Linked DNA regions of Homo sapiens: region 1 is linked to region 2. A link is a contact called in ENCODE Hi-C or POLR2A ChIA-PET data. All regions are on one chromosome and are shown on one strand. The core of a region is the stretch at or near the end of the contact, and the rest is flanking DNA. Distances in the headings are between cores, read along the strand shown.

Evidence for each region. Hi-C counts contacts between places; a loop is a spot of excess contacts on that map. ChIA-PET counts read pairs that join two places held with the same protein, here RNA polymerase II (POLR2A). Pooled maps may share reads with other maps.
Region 1: a pooled map shows a loop between it and region 2 (4-fold over the local background). The contact joins two enhancer-like sites. A Hi-C loop is called at or near these places in 1 of 168 maps with a recorded cell type or tissue (endothelial cell of hepatic sinusoid) and 3 of 50 pooled maps. POLR2A ChIA-PET finds 5 or more read pairs at or near these places in 1 of 52 experiments (activated T-cell).

The regions. Positions count from the first base shown.
Region 1 is chr2:86,580,909-86,586,267 of GRCh38, reverse strand. The region is part of intron 3 of RNF103-CHMP3 (RNF103-CHMP3 readthrough); the gene reads left to right. The region is part of intron 5 of CHMP3-AS1 (CHMP3 and RNF103 antisense RNA 1); the gene reads right to left. Among named protein-coding and RNA genes, the nearest start is that of CHMP3, 20 kb to the right of the region's middle. Within about 2 kb of position 2,052, at least 3 of the 41 ENCODE cell types and tissues checked have a DNase peak (open chromatin) inside an H3K27ac peak, as active enhancers do.
Region 2 is chr2:86,480,698-86,486,058 of GRCh38, reverse strand. It overlaps KDM3A (lysine demethylase 3A), which reads right to left. Exons shown (of 26, transcript NM_018433.6): 17 at 3,957-4,129; 18 at 3,365-3,601; 19 at 1,901-2,072; 20 at 1,030-1,117; 21 at 200-330. Among named protein-coding and RNA genes, the nearest start is that of KDM3A, 42 kb to the right of the region's middle. RefSeq lists an enhancer at 3,054-4,253. Within about 2 kb of position 3,843, at least 3 of the 41 ENCODE cell types and tissues checked have a DNase peak (open chromatin) inside an H3K27ac peak, as active enhancers do.

The DNA of each region.
Region 1 (5,359 bases), core at 803-3,302, 100 kb before region 2:
ACTGAACATGTTCCCTAAACAATGCAGTGTAACAACTTATTTATTAGGTTGGTGCAAAAGTAATTGTGGTTTTTACCTTTGAAAGTAATGGCAAAAACTGCAATTACTTTTGCACCAACCTAATACATAGCATTTATGTTGTATTGAGTATTATAAGTAATCTAGAGATGATTTTAAGTACCCAGGAGGATGTGCATAAGTAATATGCAAATACTATGCCATTTTAAATCAGAGACTTGAGCATCCGTGGGTTTTGATATCTGCAGGAGGTCCAGGAACCAATCCCCTGTGGATACCAATAGACTATTTTATTTATGTGGGATTATTTCTGGGCTGTCTATTCTGTTCCATTGGTCTATTTGTTTATTCTTTTGACATTATCACACTGTTTTAATCGTGATATTATTATTGTAGCTTAAAAATAAGTCTTGAAGTTGTATAATCTTAGTCCTCCAACTTTGTTCTCTTTCAATATTGTGTTGGCTATTCTGCCTATTGTCCCCTGCATAAATTTTAGAATTTGTTTGTTGATATTCACAAAATAACTTGCTGGGATTTTGATTGAAATTTCATTGACTATTGATCAAGTTGGGAAAAACTGACATCTTGACAATATTGAGTCTTCCTATCCTATAGAAGATCTTTCAATTTATTTAGTTCTTCTTTGATTTTTTCCATCAGAGTTTTGTAATTTTCTTCATATAGATCTTGTACTTACTTTGTTAGATTTACATCTAAGTACTTCCTGGGGAGGGGTTGCTGATGTCAATGTTATTGTGTTTTAAATTTCAAATTCCACTTGTTCATTGCTGTATGTAGATGCTCCTTGACTTACGGTGGAGTTATGTACCAATAGACCCATGTTGAAAATGTTGTAAGCCTGAAATGCAGCCCAGAGAGTCTCTGGACAAAGAATCACCAGTGGTTAAAATCTGAAACTTCATGGTTGCCAATCACTTTTGCCCCATTGTAAGTTGAACCATTGTAAGTTGGGGACCATTTGTATAGGAATGCAATTGATTTTCATATATAAACCTTGTATCCTGCAACCTTGTTATAATTGCTTATTAGCTCCAGAAGGTTTTTTATTTTCTCTTTTTTTTTGTCAGTTCTTTTGGATTTTCTACATAGATGATCATGTCATGTTTGAACAAAGATTTATTTCTTCCTTCCCAATCAGTATACCTCTTACTTTCTTGTCTTATTGCATTCATTGGGACTTTCAGTATAATGTTGAAAGGAAGGATAAGAAGGGACATCCTTGCCTTGATTTTGATCAGTATACTAGAAATTTAGCTGAACAAATACCCAGTTGTTAACTATATTTCTCAACCCACATTGTAGCTAGGTGTGGGCAATGTGACTAATTCTTGCCAATAGAATGTAAGCAAAAATAATGCCTGCCGGTTTTGGGTTTTGACTTAAAACATTGGGTATGTGTGTTATTTCTTTCTCTTCCTACTTCTAACCTGCTAGATATGTTAATAATGGATGCAACCTTGAAAGTTAGGTATGACTGGCAGACACAGTTGCTTAGCCAGCCAATGTTTCTGCATGACTTCACAGAGCAGAGCTGCCCTACTATGGAAATTACTGGATTATTCCACAAAACAGAAATAAACTTCTATTTTATTTAAGTCATTGCATTTTGAGGTATCTGTTATAGCAGCTTAGCCTTTAACTATGACAGCATCTTAATCACACCATATCCAAAATTTGCTAGTCATCTTTCCACCTATATATTGTATGCCATAATGCCAGTCTGAGTAAAGGCCCCTGTAGTCATCTAATCTTCATTCTGCTCTCAACCCCAACATCCAGTTTTCCCAAGTGCAGTGCTACCTCTTAAAATGACTCAGGATTTCTACTTCTGGCTGTGATGGAGTAATTGGCACTGGACTAGTCCTCTTGCTACAAATAACTGTAAAACCAGACAAAAATACATGAGATAGCTGTTTTCAGGCAATGAATAACAGGAAGTACAAGATAAGTACAAGATTGAGATCTTTGAGAGAAAGGAAACTAACAGGGTAGGCTCCATGATTACTCAGCTGTCTGCATAGGACAGTTTCCTGACTGCAGTGCAAAAAGCTTGAGTCCAAGCAAAGCGTGGTGGTTCCTATGAGATTCAGCCATAATGCTGCATGTATCCATAGTTCTTTCTTTAAAAACTAATATTGTTGTATATTATATTGTATAAATATCCCACAATTTATGCATTCATTTTGTGGCTGATGAACATTTGTTTCCAGTTTTTGCTATTATGAATAAAACTGCCTTGAATATTATTGTACATGACTTTCAGTGGACATAACCACTTATTTATTTTGAATATATGTAAGGAATAGAATTGTTCTATCATAAGGTTTAATATGTTTAGCTTTAGTAGATTCTGCTAAAGAATTTTCCAATCTGGTTGTACCAATGTACACTCTATCTAGCAGTGTATGAGTCCCTGTTGCTCCATATCATTTTCCAACATTTGATATTGTGAGTGCTTTCCATGGTATTTCAGTATGGTTTTTATTTCTCTGATGAATATGATATTAATCATCCTTTCATACTGTTATTGGCACTTTTAATATCTTATTTTGTGAAGTGCCTATTTAAGTACTTTGCTCATTTAAAAATTATGATGAGTTATTAATTTGCAAGAGTTCTGTATTCTTGATATGAGTATTCTGTTGAAAATATGTTAACAGTCTCTGGCTTCTTGTTTTACTCTCTCTCTCTCTTTTTTTTTTTTTTTTTTTTTTTTTTGATATGGAGTCTCACTCTGTTGCCCGGGCTGGAGTGCAGTAGTGTGATCTCGGCTCACTGCAACCTCCGCCTCCTGGGTTCAAACAATTCTCCTGCCTCAGCCTCCCAAATAGCTGGAGCTATAGGTGTGCGCCGCCATGCCCAGCTGATTTTTGTATTTTCAACAGAGATGGGGTTTCACCATATTGGCCAGGCTGGTCTCGAACTCCTGACCTCAAGTGATCCACCTGCCTTGGCTTCCCAATGTGCTGGGATTACAGGCATGAACCACCACATCCAGACCTTTTTTACTCTCTTAATGGCGTCTTTTAATGAACAGAAGTTCTTAATGTTTAAGAAATCCAATTTAGCAATTTTTTATAGCTAATTAAAATTTGTGTTCTGTTTAAGTCACCTTTGCCTACCTCAAAGTTATGAAAATATTTTCCTGTTTTGGATGCTTTGTCTGTTTACCTGTCTTATTTCAGTTTCAATCCATCTCAGATTAAATTTTTTTTTTTTTTTGGAGATGGAGTCTTCCTCTGTCCCAGGGTGGAGTGCAGTGGCATGATCTCAGCTCATTGTAACCTCCGCCTCCCGGGTTCAAGCAATTCTCCTGCCTCAGCCTCCCGAGTAGCTAGGACTACAGGTGCATGCCACACGCCCAGCTAATTTTTTGTATTTCAGTAGAGACAGGGTTTCACCATGTTGCCCAGGCTGGTCTCAAACTCCTGAACTCAGGCAATCCGCCTGCCTCAGCCTCTCAAAGTGCTAGGATTACAGGCATGAGCCACCGTGCCTGGACCATCTCAGATTAATTTTGTGTGTGGTGTGAGGTAGAGATTTATGTTCACTTTTTCTTGTGGATATCTTTTTTTTTTTTTTTTTTTTTTTTGAGACGGAGTCTAGCTCTGTCACCCAGGCTGGAGTACAATGGCGCGATCGTGGCTCACTGCAAGCTCTGCCTCCCAAGTTCAAGCGATTCTCCTGCCTCAGGCTCCTGAGTAGCTGAGACTACAGGCACATGCCACCACACCCGGCTAATTTTTGTATTTTTAGTAGAGACAGGGTTTCACCGTGTTGGCCAGGCTGGTCTCGAACTCCTGACCTCGTGATCCGCCTCTCTCGGCCTCCCAAAGTACTGGGATTACAGGCGTGAGCCACCGCGCCTGGCCTTCTTGTGGATATCTAAATAGACCTAACAAAACTTAATGGAAAGAATATCACGTCTTCCGCTAAATTGTGGTAGCATTTGTTGTAAATCAACTGACAGTGTTTATGTATCTTTGTGCTACTCGATTCTCTATTCTGTTCCATTGTTCTCTATAATAATTTCACAACACTATTGAATTTTAGTTTTCAGAATTTAAAAATACCATTCATATCAGGTAGCATGAATCTTCTGACTTTAGTATTTTGCATTTCCACATAAAATTTGTGAATTAGCTTATCAAAACTCACTACCAAAAGCACTTCTGTGATTTTAACTGGATTGCATTAAATCTGTAGATCACTTTTGGGGTGAATTGTTATCTTTACAATATTGAGTCTTCCAATACGTGGTATATTTCTCCATGTTTTTAGATCTTTGATTTCTGTCATCAGTGTTTTGTGGTTGCCTGTAAAGGAGTCTTGTATATCTTTCTTTGAATGTATTCTTAGGAATTTGATTTTCTCATGCTATTGCAAATAATAATGTTTTATAAATTTCGTTTTGTAACTATTGCTTGTGTATAGAAACACTATATATATATATATATATATATATATATATATATATATATATAACTAGCTTTTATTGGTAGAAATTATGTTAAACCTATATATGCCAATGTGGGGAGAATTGACATCTTTACTACATTGCATTTTCCAGTCTATTAACATAGTATGTGTCTCCATTTTATTTAGATCATTAATTTCTTTCATTAGTGTTGTGTGATTTTTAGCATACAAGTCCTGTACCTGTTTTGTTAGATTTAGATCTAAGTATTTCATTTTTGAGTGATTGTAAATGGTATATATTTTAAACTTTGGTGCTCATGTATTCATTGCTAGTATATAGAATGATATATAAAATTATTTTTTTGTAAATTTATCTTTATTCTGCGACCTTACAGAACTCATCTTTAGTTCTAGGAGTTTTTGGTAGATGTCTGGGGATTTCTACATAGACAATCATATTGTCTTCAAACAACAAAAGTTTAATTTCTTTCTTTCTGGTTGGTATTTTTTTTATTTCCTTTTCTTACCCTATTGCAGTAGTTAGATCTTCCAGCACTATGTTGAGTGGTGGAAGTGGATATCCCAATCTTATGGGAAAACTTTCAGTCTTTCACCATTAAGTTTAATGTTAGCTGTGTTTTTTGTAGACAATCTTTATCAAGTTGAGAAAGTTCCCCTCTGTTTCTATTTTTCTGAGAGATTTTTGCTTTGTTTTATTATGAATAGGTATTTAATTTTGTCAAATGCTTTTTCAGCATCAGTTGATATGGTCATGAGATATTTCTCCTTTAGTCCATGAATAAGGTGGCTTACACTTATTTTTTAAAAATAGTCTGGGTGCAGTGGCTCACACTTGTAATTCCAGCACTTTGGGAGGTCAAGGTGGGAAGATCACTTG
Region 2 (5,361 bases), core at 2,594-5,093:
TGCCCTACAACTGCAACTATGAAAAGAAACACACAAACATGTGGCCAGGGAACGAAAGGAAATATGTAAAAATGAAAGCTGTGGCTGTATTACGCATTAGGATTATGGGTGTTTTCCACCTCTCCCTCCCACAAAATCAATTTTCCAAACATTTTGAATTGTTTTATTTCCATTTTAAAGTTAGCCATCTCCTCCTTACCATAAGCATTATACATCTTGGGGCCCAGATCTGGCCGAACAAAGTAGTTTGGCAGCCTAGAGGCCAAATTCAGTTTGCCATCTCGCCTTGTGTACTCGGGCAGTGGAATGTTGGCCATCAGATCATCAAACCTAGAACAACAGAACCAGGAATTTGCAAAGTTAGATTGCTTTTCTAATTCATTATTGTGTAACCTGTTTTGTTCCTTCTACACCAAAAGGAACAAATCCATCTGTGATCATGCAGACTGACAGCCATCAAATATTTAAGATGAGAAGTACAGCAGTTACAAAGATGTCTTCTCTCTCTCCTACAACACACCAATGTGTCAAAATCAGCTGTAACCGTTCAGACAAAAGATCTCAGCAATAAATTCTAGACAAAAAGTTATTCTTAGAGATATATCATTGATTAGTTGTGACACCCTTTTCAAAGTTTCAAGCTCAGTCAGGAAAATAGATCTACCCAGTAGATGTCTTCTTGTCTAACTCAGTGCTGTGACTACATTGTCCTGACCCTGACAGGTCAGATTCCACAACTGCCTCCAAATCAGCCTTGTAAGAAAAAGTGAGCCTCTTCTCTAGCAGGGCCTACCATGGAAAATCTGTGGTGTTCCATTAGTCAGCCAGGCCTAAAAGCCAATCACTTCTTCATCTCATCTAAAAATAAACATGCCTCCAATGACTACAGACTAGAAATGAAAAATCAGTGGCAGTATAATTACAGAACTTTTGTTATTTTCTTGAAAACTGTTTTCTCACTACCTCAAAAAAGAATTTATCCTACCAAGTGAAGGACAGAATCATCTCTCCCCACCTTCATAATCATACCTGGAAGGCATCATATCTCTAAAATCTTCTCCTGGTGGCCAGTCCTTAAGTTTCAACACCATTGGTTCTTTTTCATTTTTCAAACGATCTGAAAGGTAAACAGAATGAACTATTACTATTTATAATTCAGAAACAGACCAAAATAAATGACAAATTAGCATTTTATGCCTCAACAATACAAATAAAATATGTCTCTGCAAAATTTTCATAACCTGATAAATTTAGTATACAAATATTACTTTTCCTTAATTTTCCCCTCCTACCAACTATCCACCATTTTATTTCTGCAGTGTAAAAAAATCCATTTGTACCCAGGAGGCAGCAAGGTGCAGCAAAATAAAGATCACCAACTAATGGATCTGTGTCAGGGCCTTGTCTTTCCTAGAAGCTTATTAAGCTGCTACTCATTCTTGGGAGATTCAGCCGCTCCCTTTTGCCCACTGCATGTAGGTGGTATTTCAACAGCTGTCATCGATCCAATCTGCTCCTCCTCTACAGTGTTCCAGAAGAAGTGAGCAGCATCCCAACTAACCAACAGCAATGCACGTCAACCATCAAGGGTCACAGGTGTTTAGTAAACCCATTTTTCTGAGGCCAGCATGCAACAGAAATTACTTATTCTGCTCAGAGAGAGAGACTGACCCTATCTGATGTTCTGTCCAGGGACAACAAAGACCAACAGAACAGGTAATAATGCCTCAGTGTTTAAAAGCATAAACATTGTAACAAGGAAGGGGAGGAGAGACGTTAATTTTAAACTCCAAAATCCTGGAAAATGCTGCGGCTGCCACTGATGGGTCTCAGACTCCTGCCATTCCTGTGTCCCCTCCTTTCACATCCCCAACCCCCTTAAAAGATCTTTCATACATACTTGGAACATCTTCAAATCCATCCCAGAAGTCTCCTACTGTGGCTCCTGTGATGATTTCATTGGTCCTACAATTAACTAGGTCTACTTCCTGCTCACCAAACTCTTTCCTGAAGGATTCAGGTTTCCAAAGTTCAGAGTTCAATTTATGATGCACTCCAGACACCATCACTGGCTAAATGAAGAGAAGGAAAACTTTAGTCTGAACTCTGCCAGCTCTGTCCCCACTCCCGAAGGCAGTCCCTCTTCACACTGCTATTGGTATATTTCCATGGAGCTGGTGCTCCGTCTCAGATGGTGATGTGACAGTTTCGGCTTAGTTCTCTGAGCTCCCAAAGCACCTCCAACCTTCACCATTCATCTGCTACACACCCTTGCTCTCAAACTACATGGGTAAGCATCTAGGAGAAAGGATCACCTCTCCTAGTAAGATCTCATTACTTACAGCAAGACGGACTGTGAAGAAGACAAGCGCTGGAAGGAGTGTCCAGTGACACCAGTCACCAGTGAAACAGGGTGACTGACCCCACCGTACTTGAGCCTGTTATTGCCAAGCAGGAATATGGCCTGTGACACCCCTCACTACTACTGGCTGTGTGAGGGTGCCAAATCTTTTGGCCGTCTAAGACAACCCAGAAGCTCTAACCTTTATGTGAAATAGTCTAACATTAAAATATTGACAAGCAAGAAAGAAAGCCTGCCGATAAACTGTATTCAGCCCATCATTTTGTTTCTTGTCTATATATGATTAAATGAGCAAATCCTATTAGTACACTGGATGGAGAAAAACATTTTGGAAATTTATTTTTGGTTAAACACTCACATCTTTCTGTTTGGCAATTCTCCCAAATTCTTGTCCAAGAGCAGAGTGTTCCTTTAGCAAAGACCCTATCTGGCCAAACAGAGAAGCCAGAGATCCAGAAAACAGAACCAAAACAAGAAAGCACAGAAGCAGGCCTAGAAATTCTCCTAAAGATATTAACCGGCACTTAAGATCCAACAACACTGCCCTTTGAAGCAGGCACCTGGGGACTATGTGACACCACGCGGCCCTAGCCCACCTAGAACTGCCTTCAGCACAGGCTTTTCATTCAGGTAAGAGGGGTGCATGATTTTGTAGCACATTTTGTCTGATCTCCCAAATCCCATCAGCCTGTAGTCACACCCTCACTTCCTCTGCTGAAGTTTACCATAGGAATCACCAAGCCTGGATGCCCTCGTCAAAAACCCAACAGGGACTGGTAGGAAGCAACAAAAACCTGACTGGAAAAGTCCAGCTTAGGACCATCTGCTTTAAAAAGTAAGACCCATGGCCACATCCTGACCTGATTATATTCACCTGAAACAATAAAGAATAAAACAGGAGGTGAAGGAGGGGGAAAGCCTGGGGTGGGGTTGTCAGAAGTCTGCTAAAGGAACTGAGAAGGGGGTTCTGAATAGGGCAGGAGGATGGGAGGCCTACATTACCTGCCCTTGTTTCCAGCACTCCCTAAACACATTCCAGTTGCTCTTATTGTTGGGGTCTTGCAAGCACAGCAAGCGATTATCACAAAGCCAATAGTGAGGAGTGTCAAAGCCCAGAATGCTGGGCTTGATGGTTAGTCCTTGAGGCCTCTTAGATAAATCAGAAGTCGTCTTATTTTGCACCAAAGAGGCAAAGATGTCATCAAGGATTTTTGGTGTATTCTTGAGTCCATTTTCTGTCTGAATTGGAGAAAGAACAAAAGTCTCAAATATGTCATTCCCTTACCATCAAGAAACTCCATTCCCATAATGAGTATAGATTACATATCCAGAAGATTCCAAGCCAGGACCCCCAGGCAAAAAGGTACGTCCCCTGTCCCCACTTGACAACTCATAGAAGTGAGGTAACAGGAGAAAGTGGCCCAGCTCAGAACTATAGTCCCATAAAACCCATCCTCCAGTGACTCAGCCTTCTGAACCCACAAAGGTAAGTATGTGATTCAGTCTCCTTTCTACTTTCAGTTCCAACTTCTCTACTCTCTTCCTGTTCTGTCTTCAACTTTAAAACATGGAATACCAACAAACAAACACATACCTTTCCTGTAGAAGAATTCAAGAGATTCCGGAGGAAACCAGAATTGTTGTTGCTTACGGGTGTCAAAATTGTGCTGTTAAACGTATGGAGGACTGTGCTGGATTTGCTTAAAGGTGGGAGGGGTGGAAGGCATTTGATTTCATTCTTTAAAATTGGCATTGTTGGTTGTTTTTCTAAAATAAAACCAAAACATCCAGATGAAAAAACATTCTGAAAGGCAAATCCCTTATTAGTATTCTACTAGCAGAATTACTTTAGAACTTGCTTTCTATTTACTGAAACAAAAAAAATACTTTAGGGAGTAAGTATGAATGATATGATTTACTTAGACGATTCCTCACTGATGTTAAAAACAATAACTATCCAGTACAATGGAATTTTGTAAATTGACCTTTGTATCTAGCAACCCTGACAAATGTTTAGTAAATGTAGATTCTTTTGGATTTTTTGCATGTACTGTCTACAAATATTGGCAGCATTCTCTTTACACATTTTTTTTCCCTGAATGCACTGACCAGGACTTCCAGTACAATGCTTAATAAAGAGTGAAAACAGATATCCTTTGTCTTGTTCTTGAACACAGAAACTGTTTAAAAAAAAAAAAACAAAACCAAACAAACAAAAACCTCAAAGACCAGCTTGGCCAACATGGCAAAACCCCACTTCTACTAAAAATACAAATGTTAGCAGGGCGTGGTGGCAGGCGTCTATAATCCTAGCTATTTAGGAGGCTGAGGCAGGACAATGGCTTGAACCTGGGAGGCAGAGTGCAGTGTTGCAGTGAGCCAAGATCATGCCACTGCACTCCAGCCTGGCTGGACAGAGCAAGATTCCGTCTCAAAAAAACTCAAAACAAATTTTTAAAAAAATTCAACGACTATTTATGATGTCTCCAGTCTTGTTTTTTGGTTTAAACTCTTGATTAAGAATGTTCTTAATTTAAGAAGTTTTTTGTAAATCATTAACAGGTACTGAATTTTACTTAATGTTTTCCTGCATCTTGTCCCATGATTCTTCTACATTTTTGAATGTCAGACTGTATCTTCATTTCTGGAAAAACCTTGAAAAACTTGAATTCTTTTCCGGCCACTTGCTAATTGTCTTACTTCGGCTCAAATGAGCTGGTTTCTATATGCTTCAGCTTCCTCATCAGTAATACAGAAATAATGAGCAGTATTGATGATTGGGCATCACAGAATTACATCACATGTAAAGAGAGGGCCTGGACCACAACAGGAGTTTGAATATTCCTTTTCCTCTTTCTAAGGTATGTATAAACTCACCAGCTGTGCTCTTGCCAGCTTTTCAAATTATTTTTTTCTACAACAGTCATCTTAGACTTAATTTATGAGTTCTTTTAAGAGCTCCTTATCACATTTTTAAAGCTATATAAAGGTTTTTCCAG